3 separate regions of the Homo sapiens genome follow, and regions 2 and 3 are each linked to region 1. Evidence: chromatin contacts called from ENCODE Hi-C or POLR2A ChIA-PET data. All regions are on one chromosome and are shown on one strand. The core of a region is the stretch at or near the end of the contact, and the rest is flanking DNA. Distances in the headings are between cores, read along the strand shown.

Evidence for each region. A loop is a pair of places that touch in the nucleus more often than their neighbours do. ChIA-PET counts read pairs that join two places held with the same protein, here RNA polymerase II (POLR2A). Pooled maps may share reads with other maps.
Region 2: a loop to region 1 is called in a map of breast epithelium, with 9 times the contacts of the local background. The contact joins the promoter of STAT6 here to the promoter of RAB5B in region 1. A Hi-C loop is called at or near these places in 1 of 168 maps with a recorded cell type or tissue (breast epithelium) and 2 of 50 pooled maps. POLR2A ChIA-PET finds 5 or more read pairs at or near these places in 1 of 52 experiments (naive thymus-derived CD4-positive, alpha-beta T cell).
Region 3: a pooled map shows a loop between it and region 1 (4-fold over the local background). The contact joins the promoter of GLI1 here to the promoter of RAB5B in region 1. A Hi-C loop is called at or near these places in 1 of 50 pooled maps. POLR2A ChIA-PET finds 5 or more read pairs at or near these places in 3 of 52 experiments (CD4-positive, alpha-beta T cell, Panc1 and WTC11).

The regions. Positions count from the first base shown.
Region 1 is chr12:55,972,817-55,976,110 of GRCh38, forward strand. It overlaps RAB5B (RAB5B, member RAS oncogene family), which reads left to right and starts at 1,262. Exons shown (of 6, transcript NM_002868.4): 1 at 1,262-1,323. RefSeq lists an enhancer at 1,006-1,155.
Region 2 is chr12:57,110,009-57,113,339 of GRCh38, forward strand. STAT6 (signal transducer and activator of transcription 6) reads right to left here and starts at 1,354. Exons shown (of 22, transcript NM_003153.5): 1 at 1,121-1,354. It overlaps LOC124902946 (a long non-coding RNA gene), which reads left to right and starts at 714. Exons shown (of 2, transcript XR_007063334.1): 1 at 714-1,833; 2 at 1,949-2,871. RefSeq lists enhancers at 480-1,427, 1,428-2,373 and a silencer at 2,413-2,572.
Region 3 is chr12:57,457,610-57,461,061 of GRCh38, forward strand. It overlaps GLI1 (GLI family zinc finger 1), which reads left to right and starts at 2,176. Exons shown (of 12, transcript NM_005269.3): 1 at 2,176-2,592. LOC124902947 (a long non-coding RNA gene) reads right to left here. Exons shown (of 2, transcript XR_007063335.1): 2 at 1-1,952. INHBE (inhibin subunit beta E) reads left to right here. Exons shown (of 2, transcript NM_031479.5): 2 at 1-416. RefSeq lists enhancers at 1,765-1,844, 1,855-1,904.

The DNA of each region.
Region 1 (3,294 bases), core at 12-2,511:
GAATGGTGGGAGACAGAATATGAATGTGTGTATGTGATCATTGATTTCAGACCCCTTTTCCTAATCTCTCTGTGCATGGCTGCCCACCCCACCCCATTTTGGCTAGTGCTGACGGTGAACAAAGTGGTTATTATCATCCCTATTTATGGCTGGGGAAACTGAAGCCTATATACTTCCTACTTCACTTTCTCCACACACCAGCAAACCTCCTTTCCCCCAGCCAACATACCACACACACACCACACCACACACACATCACATACACACACCACACACACATCATATACACACATATACCACACACACCACGTATACATATACCAAATACACACACACCACATACACACCATATATGCACACACACCCCATACATACACACACCCATGCACATACATAGCGGCAGGAAGAGGGCTCCCGGGGAATTTGCCTTTCGACACTGCATTTCCCAGTAAGCCCGCCGTTTTTCCTTTCTGTTTCATATCACAGACAGAAAAGTTTTCCAAAGATTCTTTTATTTACATTTACATACGATTCTGAAAAAGCGTCTCCAAGCTACCACTTCTTGTAGTTGCCATTGTCTCATTCCACCAAAAAACATCTCAGACCGCCCGCGGCCACCCCAAATACGCCTGTCCACTGAAGCCTCACTAAAAGGAGGAAGCGCTGATGTCAGGGTTACTTAAATTCCCAGGCTCCGGATCCCTAGAAGAGGTATTTCCCTTTACGCCCGCGAATTTGTCATAGAAGGCAGGGCACTAGAGCCAGCCCCAGCCAAGTCCAGGGGGAGGGGCGAAGGTCAGTAGCGGCCTTCCTAAGGCTTCCTTCAACCCCTCCTTGCCTGCCAGTCAAGTACCGTATTTTCGCAGTACTGGTTAAAGTTTCACTTTGACCCGCCTCCATCACTCACCTGATTAGATGTTTATGAGTCAAAAGGCGGGGTCATGGGGTGTCGAGATTTTATTGGTGGATACATACGCCTGTCGGCAGTGTACCGCCCCCTGTCTTCAGGAGCTTGCTCTTTAATGGCTCCTTACCTCGTCCATCTTCGAGGTTTCTCCCTCGCTATTGGCTTGTGGCCCCGCCTGTCGCGTCCCTTGCTCGTACTTGTTGGTGACAGCGCCCAAAGAGACTCGCCTTTCTCCAGAGGATTGGTGGATGAGTGCACATATAGCCCACCCTCGAAGGTAGGCGGGTAATCGAGCTATTGGCTGGAGCCCCGCCCCAGGGCGAGGAGGAGAAGGAGGGGCAGGAGGGTTTGGTTGAGCTGCAGCTGTTTGTCTGTTCGACACAGGCTTGGGGCCGACGGGGGAGACGGAGCCCCAGGTACCGAGCTGATGGAGCCCAAAGGGCAGGGGCGGAAGCGCCCGGGAGATGAGAGCAGCCTGGCCTGAGAGCGGAGGCGGGTCTGGTCCTAAGCGAGGGGTTAGAGTGGCCCACCGGAGAGGGGAGAAGGGGGCCGGGCCCCGGCAGGCCTAATGGGGGTCGCTGAGGAGGGGACTGGGCGGCCTGGGACCCCGAAGTTGGTGAGTCGGGAAGGCGGCTGGGCTGTGGCGGCGGCCAGGCCGAGGGCCGGGGGCTGGAGGCCTGGAGCTTGAGTGAGGGCAGGGGCAGGCCTCATTAAGCAGCGCTGAAGAGGGAGGAGCTGGGGAAAGGAACAGGGCAGCGGGTGAGGTAAGCCCATTTGCCGGGAGGTGAGGAGGGTCAGACCTGTCGCCCGAGCCCCGGGGGTGACTGGGGCTGGGTCCCTGCAGAGAGGTTCATTGGAAGGGCCTGAGAAGGGTTCTTAGTTGGGTAAGAAGCGTTCTTTTCAGGGAAAGTGCCTATTGTAAAAAGAACTGAGGGTGCTATGGTGTTGAGCTGAGAGAGATTTGGGTTCAGTGAGGGAGAACTGGGGAAAATGAAGAAGGCTGTATTAATCTAGAAGACTAAGGTAGTTGAAGTAATGGAAGCAGGGCCTGGTATCAGTTATGGGAACTTCTGGGAATGCTGAAGGGTGGGCTGGGGGCTCTGGGTCTTGGGAGTACACACTCTTTTGTTCCCTTTAGTGTTTAGATGTGGTAATTTGAAGCTTTTTAAAACTCCCAGGGTAGGGATGAAGATCAAAGTAATTTTTTTTTTTCCATGACTGTTGGCTGCTCCAAACTCAGCCCCTACACTTTCTGTTGGCCTCATAGCTGGTCTATACTGCAGTCTGTTTCTTAACTTACTGTTTCATGTCCTATGAAAGAGCTAAGAAGTTGGATTGGGGGCATGTTTTGTCCACTTCTTTCCCACTTAATAATGTGGTCTATAGCAAATACCATGTCTCCTAGAACTGAGAATCTATTTCATATCTATTTCATTATCTACATGGGAAAGGGGCTTAGAGATCCTCAGCCATCAGGAGATCTTCTGATCATAGTTGGTGAAACTTTTGTGGGACTTAGACTTGACTTGGGTATTTCCCAGGCAGGTAATGGAGTTAACAGGTCCGAAACTATGCGGTGATATCACTGAGGAAGAGATTTGGGGAAGAGTGAGAAATTCCATTTCAAAAGCTTGGCATCACCCCTTGTTCTTTGTCTACTTCAAAAGCCCAGATTTCTGTGCTGTTAGAAAGTTGGGTCAAACTATGAAGTATCTGGGGAAGATGGTGAGTAGAGAAAAAGATACAGAGGTGCAGTAGCCCACGCCTGTAATCCCAGCACTTTGGGAGGCTGAGACAGGAGGATCACTTGAGCCCGGGAGTTCGAGGGTGCAGTGAGCCATGATCTTCCCACTGCACTCCAGCCTGGGCAACAGAATGAGACCCTGTCTCCAAAAAAAAAAAAGACAAAGATTGCCAAAGCAGAGGAGTGGAGTACCCTCCTCCCCACATATTTTTAATGGTCTGCTAGCCTTCTTAGTCCCTCATAGATTGGAGCCTATTGGATTTTCCCTTACTGTACTTCCTCCTTTTCTGCGTCTCTACCAATATATTTTATCACTACATTTCTTTTTTTTTTTTTTTTTTTTTTGAGACGGAGTCTCACTGCAACCTCCACCTCCCAGGTTCAAGAGATTCTCCTGCCTCAGCCTCCCAAGTAGCTGGGACTACAGGCGTGCGCCACCACGCCCAGCTAATTTTTGTATTTTTAGTAGAGACAGGGTTTTACCATGTTGGCCAGGATGGTCTCAATCTCTTGACCTCATGATCCGCCCACCTCGGCCTCCCAAAGTGCTGGGATTACAGGCGTGAGCCACCACACCCGGCCATCACTACATTTCTTAATTACAAAAGTTAATATGTACATATTTTAAAATATGGAAGGTGTA
Region 2 (3,331 bases), core at 104-2,603, 1.1 Mb after region 1:
CTTCATGCCCCTCTTTCCTCCAGTGCCCACTTACCCCAGCTCTTTTCTCCTCAAGGCAGAATCCTTACCCCTCCTGCTCAGGTTCCTCCAATAGGCCTTTCTCTAGCCCAAGAGAGAAAGGTCCTCTGGAGTGAGTGGGCACCGCTTTCCTCTGCATCCCCTTGCAGAGTGACCAGCCTCCTGGCATGGCCCTGGCTAGAAATATCCAACCCCTCTTCTTCCCCAGCCATCAGGAGGACACATTTCTCCCCACCCCAACCCATAACAAGGCTGGGTCGATTGGCTTGACCAGGACAGGGGCACCTTTTGTCTTCAGCCCCTTGAAGGGGAAGGGAGGGAGGAGCCACGGCGTGAGGGGCGGGGCCAGTGTTACCTCCCAAACTCAGAAGGGAAGCGCAAGGTCTGGGATCCTCGTCCGCCCGCTTGGTGGCCTAAACTCGCTTATCTCAACCCCTATCTGCCCGAGTCCTCTGATTGTGGGACCACAGGATCGAAAGTTAAAACAGCTTCTCTGAGTTGCCCAATGCGTGAATGTGGCGGTGGGGGCAGGCGGGGAGGTGGAGCCAGTTCAGCACGAGGAGGGTTAACTCGGCGCCGCCGCTGGGAAATCTCAGCGTCTACAGCAGCCAAGCGTGGAGCAGTTTTGAGGGGGAAATTCCCCCTCGTCTGGGCCACCATGAGGTCTACATCTGGGGCTTGCTCACGCCCCAGCCACACCCTTGAACAGGAACCTTTAGTGGAGGGCAGGATAGGGGTTTAACAAGGATCCACTGCCCTCTGGCATCAACCTTCCAGGGAGGGGCGGCCACTTCCCCCGACTCAGGGCAGAGGGGCACTCCTTCACCTCCTTTCCCTGACTTTCCATGGCCCTGGGGGTGCAGGGGTGAGGCTGTGAAAACGTGACCCATGGGGGAGGGGAGTACTGAGGCCTGGACCCTCCCAGATTCCTCCAGGAGTTCGAAACTGCTAAAACCCAGTGCCACCAGCCACCAACACTAGCTGAAACCATCTCTTGGGGACCATCCACCCAGCCAGGGGAGGATCCCGAGAGCTCCCCCCACGAATCCACCCCCATGCACTCATAGAGGCCCCCGCACCCACCTCGGAGGCAACCCCTCACCTCGGCAACCCCTCTGCTGTCTTCTCCCTTTCTCAGCGGGCACTTCCAGGCCCCATAGGTCTGTAGCTCTGTCCAGCGAGTTCAAGGCTGGCCCTGCTAGCACCTCCCCCCTTCCACCACCACCACCAAAAAGAAAAATAAGATAAAGCACACACATACATACACACACACACACACACACACACACACACTCCTCTCCCGTCCTCCCTCTTCAGTGTAAGCAGTGGCTGCCCCAGCCCGCTGTTTCCGGCTTCTCCTTCTACCCAGGTCCCTCCCTGGAGCTCTGACGACACAGAGAAGAGAAAGTGGGCTGGAGGAGGAAGAGGAAGAAAGTGGGGTGAATATGTGTGCCTCCTGTGCCGAGTGGGGGAACACGTGGGGGATCAGGACTGGGGTCCAGGCCTTGGAGCCAGGCTTGGGGGGAGGCTGACCCCCACTTACTCTGTCCCCCTCAAAAGCATCAGCTTTTCTCCAGAAAGTCACCCAATATCAAACAGAGATTTGCCACCCCTAACTGCCTGGCTCCCAAACTCAAACTCTGCCAAGGGCTGGGGTTTGGACCCACAAGGGACTGGGCTCCCCAGGGCCTCAGGAAAAGTAAATCCCTCTGGACTCTGCGCTCCCTCCAGTGGAGGACCCTAAAAAGCCGCCAGGGAGCTCGATGCCAGCCAACTCCTAGGTCCCCCTCCCTTCCGGCAGGGAACGCCTTAGAGGTCGGTCTCGTGACCACTGACGGGAGGGAGTGGGGGAGGGGAACCCTCAGCTCAGAATTCTGGAAGACTCTAGGAGTCCCTTGGACTGAAGCTGGTCTTTGCTCTCTCCTCACAGGGCACCCCTCCTGAGACTGTGGTGGGAACCAGCACAAGCCGGAGCTGCTGCCTGCAGATTCACAAGGGGCAAGTTTGAATACGAATCTGCTGTGTTCCTATCTGCCAAGTTCCTATATGTTTCTGGGGTAAACACTGAGACACGCCAAGAAACAAACACACACATGCACAACTTCCCTGACCACAAGACTACACACACACACACACACACACACACACACACGTGCAGGCAGGCTCACAAACAGAGCCCATTGCAATCACAACACCACACACACACACACACACACACACACACACACACACACACAGTCTTGCTCAACTTCTGAGTCATCAACATAACTAGTGGAGGGTTCTGCAGTTTTTGCTGGGGGAGGAGCTGGAGGAGACCAAGGGATCCAGAGAGGCCTTTACTCCCGGACACCTGAGAGCCCCGGTGTGTGGAAGAGGTGGTGTCTGAGGGGCGGTGGGAGGAAGTTTCTACTCCCCTCCTCCCTCCCATAGCAGGGGCTGGGCTGAGGGGCCAAAGCTAGGCCTATGCTGCCCCCTGGTGCCTGAATTGATTTCCAGAACCAGCTCCTCCTCCTCCATCCCTTGCTACCCCGCAGGTCTGTACATGAGTGCACGTGTGTGGACCCAGCCAGGCAGCAGAGGGTTTGAACACAGCAAAATATAGCAGTTAAAAGACTGGACTGTGGATACAGGCTGCTTGGGTTCAAATCCTGCTAATGCTGCTAACCACACAACCCTGAGCAATTTACTCTGTGATTCATTCTCGTCATCTGTAAAATGGAGCAAATAAGTCTTAACCCATAATGTGAGAATAAAATGCAGTAAAACATCTGAAGGCTTAGAACAATGCCTGACACACAGTAACTGTCAGGCACTATTTTTATGGTTCATAATAAACCAGGTATGAGGAAAGGAGAAGGGTCTCCATCCTACATAGAAGTCCCCAGATTTGGGGGTCATGTTACTGCCAAAAGGATATTGAGGGTGTATGTGCGTATGTGTTTGCTGTGTCTGCAGGACAGTGAATGGAAGAGAAGGGAGAGCAGGGGTGGAGGTGGCAGGCAGGGACTCTGTCCATTGGCTTGTCCAACAAGCCATGCTAGGATCAAGGTGTGTGCACATACGTGTTCACGGCACACGTGCTTTGTATGTGCTCCCGAGTGCCCACTCTGCCTGCAGACATCCACAGACAGTAGGTGAAGCCAGGTTTCACCATCTAAGGGTGTCAGAGCTACAAGTCCCCAAAGACTTGGAGAGGAGGAGGGAAAAGAGTAAATGTGATCTCTGACTTTGGCTCCTTTTAGGGGGTAGGAAGGCGAGGAGCAAGTACTGGTAGAAAAATAGTATATATTACTCCCTCTGTAACTGACTATAC
Region 3 (3,452 bases), core at 926-3,425, 1.5 Mb after region 1:
GTATTCTTAGTAGAAACGAGGTTTCAACATGTTGGCCAGGATGGTCTCAATCTCTTGACCTCTTGATCCACCCGACTTGGCCTCCCGAAGTGATGAGATTATAGGCGTGAGCCACCGCGCCTGGCTTATACTTTCTTAATAAAAAGGAGAAAGAAAATCAACAAATGTGAGTCATAAAGAAGGGTTAGGGTGATGGTCCAGAGCAACAGTTCTTCAAGTGTACTCTGTAGGCTTCTGGGAGGTCCCTTTTCAGGGGTGTCCACAAAGTCAAAGCTATTTTCATAATAATACTAACATGTTATTTGCCTTTTGAATTCTCATTATCTTAAAATTGTATTGTGGAGTTTTCCAGAGGCCGTGTGACATGTGATTACATCATCTTTCTGACATCATTGTTAATGGAATGTGTGCTTGTATGGTCTTGTGTTACAGTCTTTTTCAGTTTTAATTTCTAATGTGGTGAATTGATAGATGTAAATCATATGAACAAAAGCTCAATGATTTTTTTTTTTTTGAGACGGAGTCTCGCTCTGTCGCCCAGGCTGGAGTGCAGTGGCACAATCTCGGCTCACTGCAACCTCCACCTCCCAGGTTCAAGCGATTCTCCTGCCTCAGCCTCCTGAGTAGCTGGGACTACAGGCCTGCGCCACCATGCCCAGCTATTTTTTGTATTTTTAGTAGAGATGGGGTTTCACCATGTTGGCCAGGCTGGTCTCGGACTCCTGACTTGAGGTGATCCGCCTGCCTTGGCCTCCCAAAGTGCTGGGATTACAGGTCTGAGCCACTGTGCCTAACCTAATGACTTTTAAGAGTATAGAGGAAACCAAAAAGTTTGAGACTCACTGGTCTATAGAACTGGGTGGGGAGAAGAAAGTAAGGTGTTCTAAGAGAGCTCTTCTTGCTGGGCACCGGTGGTCCCAGCTACTTAGGAGGCTAAGGCCGGAAGACCGCTTAAACCCAGGAGTTCGAGGCTATGATCACACTTGTGAATAGCCTCTGCACTCCAGCCTGGGCAAATAGTGAGGCCCCGTCCCAAATAAAAATAAATAAATACATAAATACATAAATAGCTCCTCTGGAAGAAGGGGCTCGAGGCTGGGACAGGAGCATGTGTGGGGTGCCTTTTTTTCAGTGCCCATTAGTCTGGTCTGACTGAGCTGGGTCTCTGACCCTCTGGGGATAACTAGCCTGGGTCAAAGTCCCAGATCTCCCCCTACCTTCACCTTTTCTTTTCCCCCTTGACCCTCAGACTGAACAGTTAACCCACTGACCTTCCACACCCAAGGGGGTGGTTCTTGGAAGCAGAGCTAGGATGTGGGAGGTCTGCCTGTGGGGTTGAAAAAAAGGGGAGAGGGTGCCCTTTTTCCTTGTCATGCTTCCTCCTCTTTCTCATAAAAATCAGAGACTGAAATGCTGCCCCTCCCTTATATCCGGTCACGATGGCAATGCAAATCTAAAGAGGCAGGGCACTTCCCTGTCAGGCAGTACCGCTGGGCATAGCAACCTCTGCCTCTCCGTTTCTCAGAGCTCACATATCCACCTCCTGGGCTTTTAAGTGGGCTTTAGTGAGGGGCTCCTCCTTCAACTGGGCTCCTCCTTCAGTTCCCCAGCTCTTCTGCTTCGACTCCGAGCGGGTGTCATGTGTGAGAACGGCCAGCAGAGGGAGCAGAAAGCCTGGAAGAGCAGCTAGAGCCTGCAGTGACGTGGTGCGGAGGGGCGGCACCCTCCAGAACTTCGAGACGTAGAGCCGGGGTTCTAGGGAAAGGGGCTTCAGTCCCAGGGCTCCTTGGTGACCTCGTGAACCACACCCTGCACCCAGAGCCTCAGCCGCTGCTCCTTGCTTTTATGCTCCATAGACTCCTCACCTTCTTCCAGAGCCCCCAACCCAACTTGATTTGCCCCAAACCGCAACTCTGTCCCGGCCGCTGCAAGTTCCATCCAAAGGGTGAGGCCTGCAGATAAACCACAGGATGGCAGAATGCTCAGTTAGCACCAACCAAAGGCGACTACCCTACCTCCACTATTATCGTTCTCGGTTGAACTTCTCCCCCTGCCCCGCAATATTTTCCTCAATCTGGTTGTCGGGGCCTCTTTGGGGCCAGCCGATCCAGAAATCCAAGCCGGGATTTAGTACTCACCAACAGCAGCGTGTTCAGCCGGGGCGGGGGGGGGGGCGTAAGCAGTATAGGGTCCCTCAAGGGAGGGGGAGGATCCTGGGGGTCCTGGGGGTGCAATAAGCCCGGCACCCCTTCTCTTGCTTCCAGCTACCCCGCCTCATCCTCCAGAACGGCAAGAGGGAGGGAAATAGAAGGGAGGTGAGGGGCGAGCGGGAAGAGCGGCGGCGCGCCAGCGGCTGGAGAGAGAAAAAGTTTTTGCAAAAGGGAAAAAAAAAGTTTGCGCTTCTCGCGGGTGGTCCGGGCTTGCGGCCCGGCGGGCTGGGCCGGCGGGAGGGCTGGGGGCCAGGTTGGGGGGGTGGGGGTGGCATCGAGGCTGCGCTGCCGTGGCCCTCTCCGCCCCCCCTCCCCACCGCACACCCCCCAGCCCAGACTCCAGCCCTGGACCGCGCATCCCGAGCCCAGCGCCCAGACAGAGGTGAGAAGGGGGGGCAGGCGGGGGACCACCTGGGAGCAGTGGGGGAGGGGGCCTGAGGGGATGCTCAGCTTCTTAGGGACTCATCCCAGACCCGGGACATAGAGGCAAAATAGGGGTGGGAGAGCCTGGGGTGAGACATTAGAAACTCCAGATTTTTCACTTGTGTCTTTCTCTGTATCTTCTTTTTCTTCCCTTTTTTTCTTCTGTCAGTCTGTGTATCTCTGTCTCAGGGAACCGTGGGTCTTTGTCTCCGCCTCTCCCATATATTAGAAATATCTTACTTTCATGCGGTTAAGTTTAAGAGGCTGGAGGGATGGCTAGCTGGAGGTCTGCGTTGTAGAGAGGTAACCCCAGGTGTGTGTCTGCGCGTGGGGTAGGAAGATGTCAGTGTTTCTGAAAGGTGGGGACTGCAAAGGAGGGAGCTCCAGGTGGGGTGGGGACGGGTGTGTGGGAGGCAACAGAGCCACTAGGGGCCAGCCAGGCTTGAACCTTTGACCTGTCTTGTGACAGATGTGCCAGTGGATGCTTGTGCTTTAGGGGAAAGGAGTGTCTTCTGGACTTGGAAGGGGGCTGGGGCGGGGGGGGGCTGTCCAAGGTCTAGTGAAGGCCCTAGAATGACCCCATGCAATTTGGACTCCTGAGTCCCAAGGGCTGTGGGCAAGGAGCTCAGGAGGAGCCGGGGAGACCTTGTCTTGACCCTCTGACCTCAGGACCACCGGGGCAGCGGGAGCCAGCCGCAGGGAGACCCCTACCGGGGCTGGGCGGGACCACTGGCCACTGCCAGCCTGTGTATCCCCGTTGGCACCCCGCCCAAACGGGAGCTGGGGATCGAGGCCCCTCCTCTGGCTCAGACCACCCTG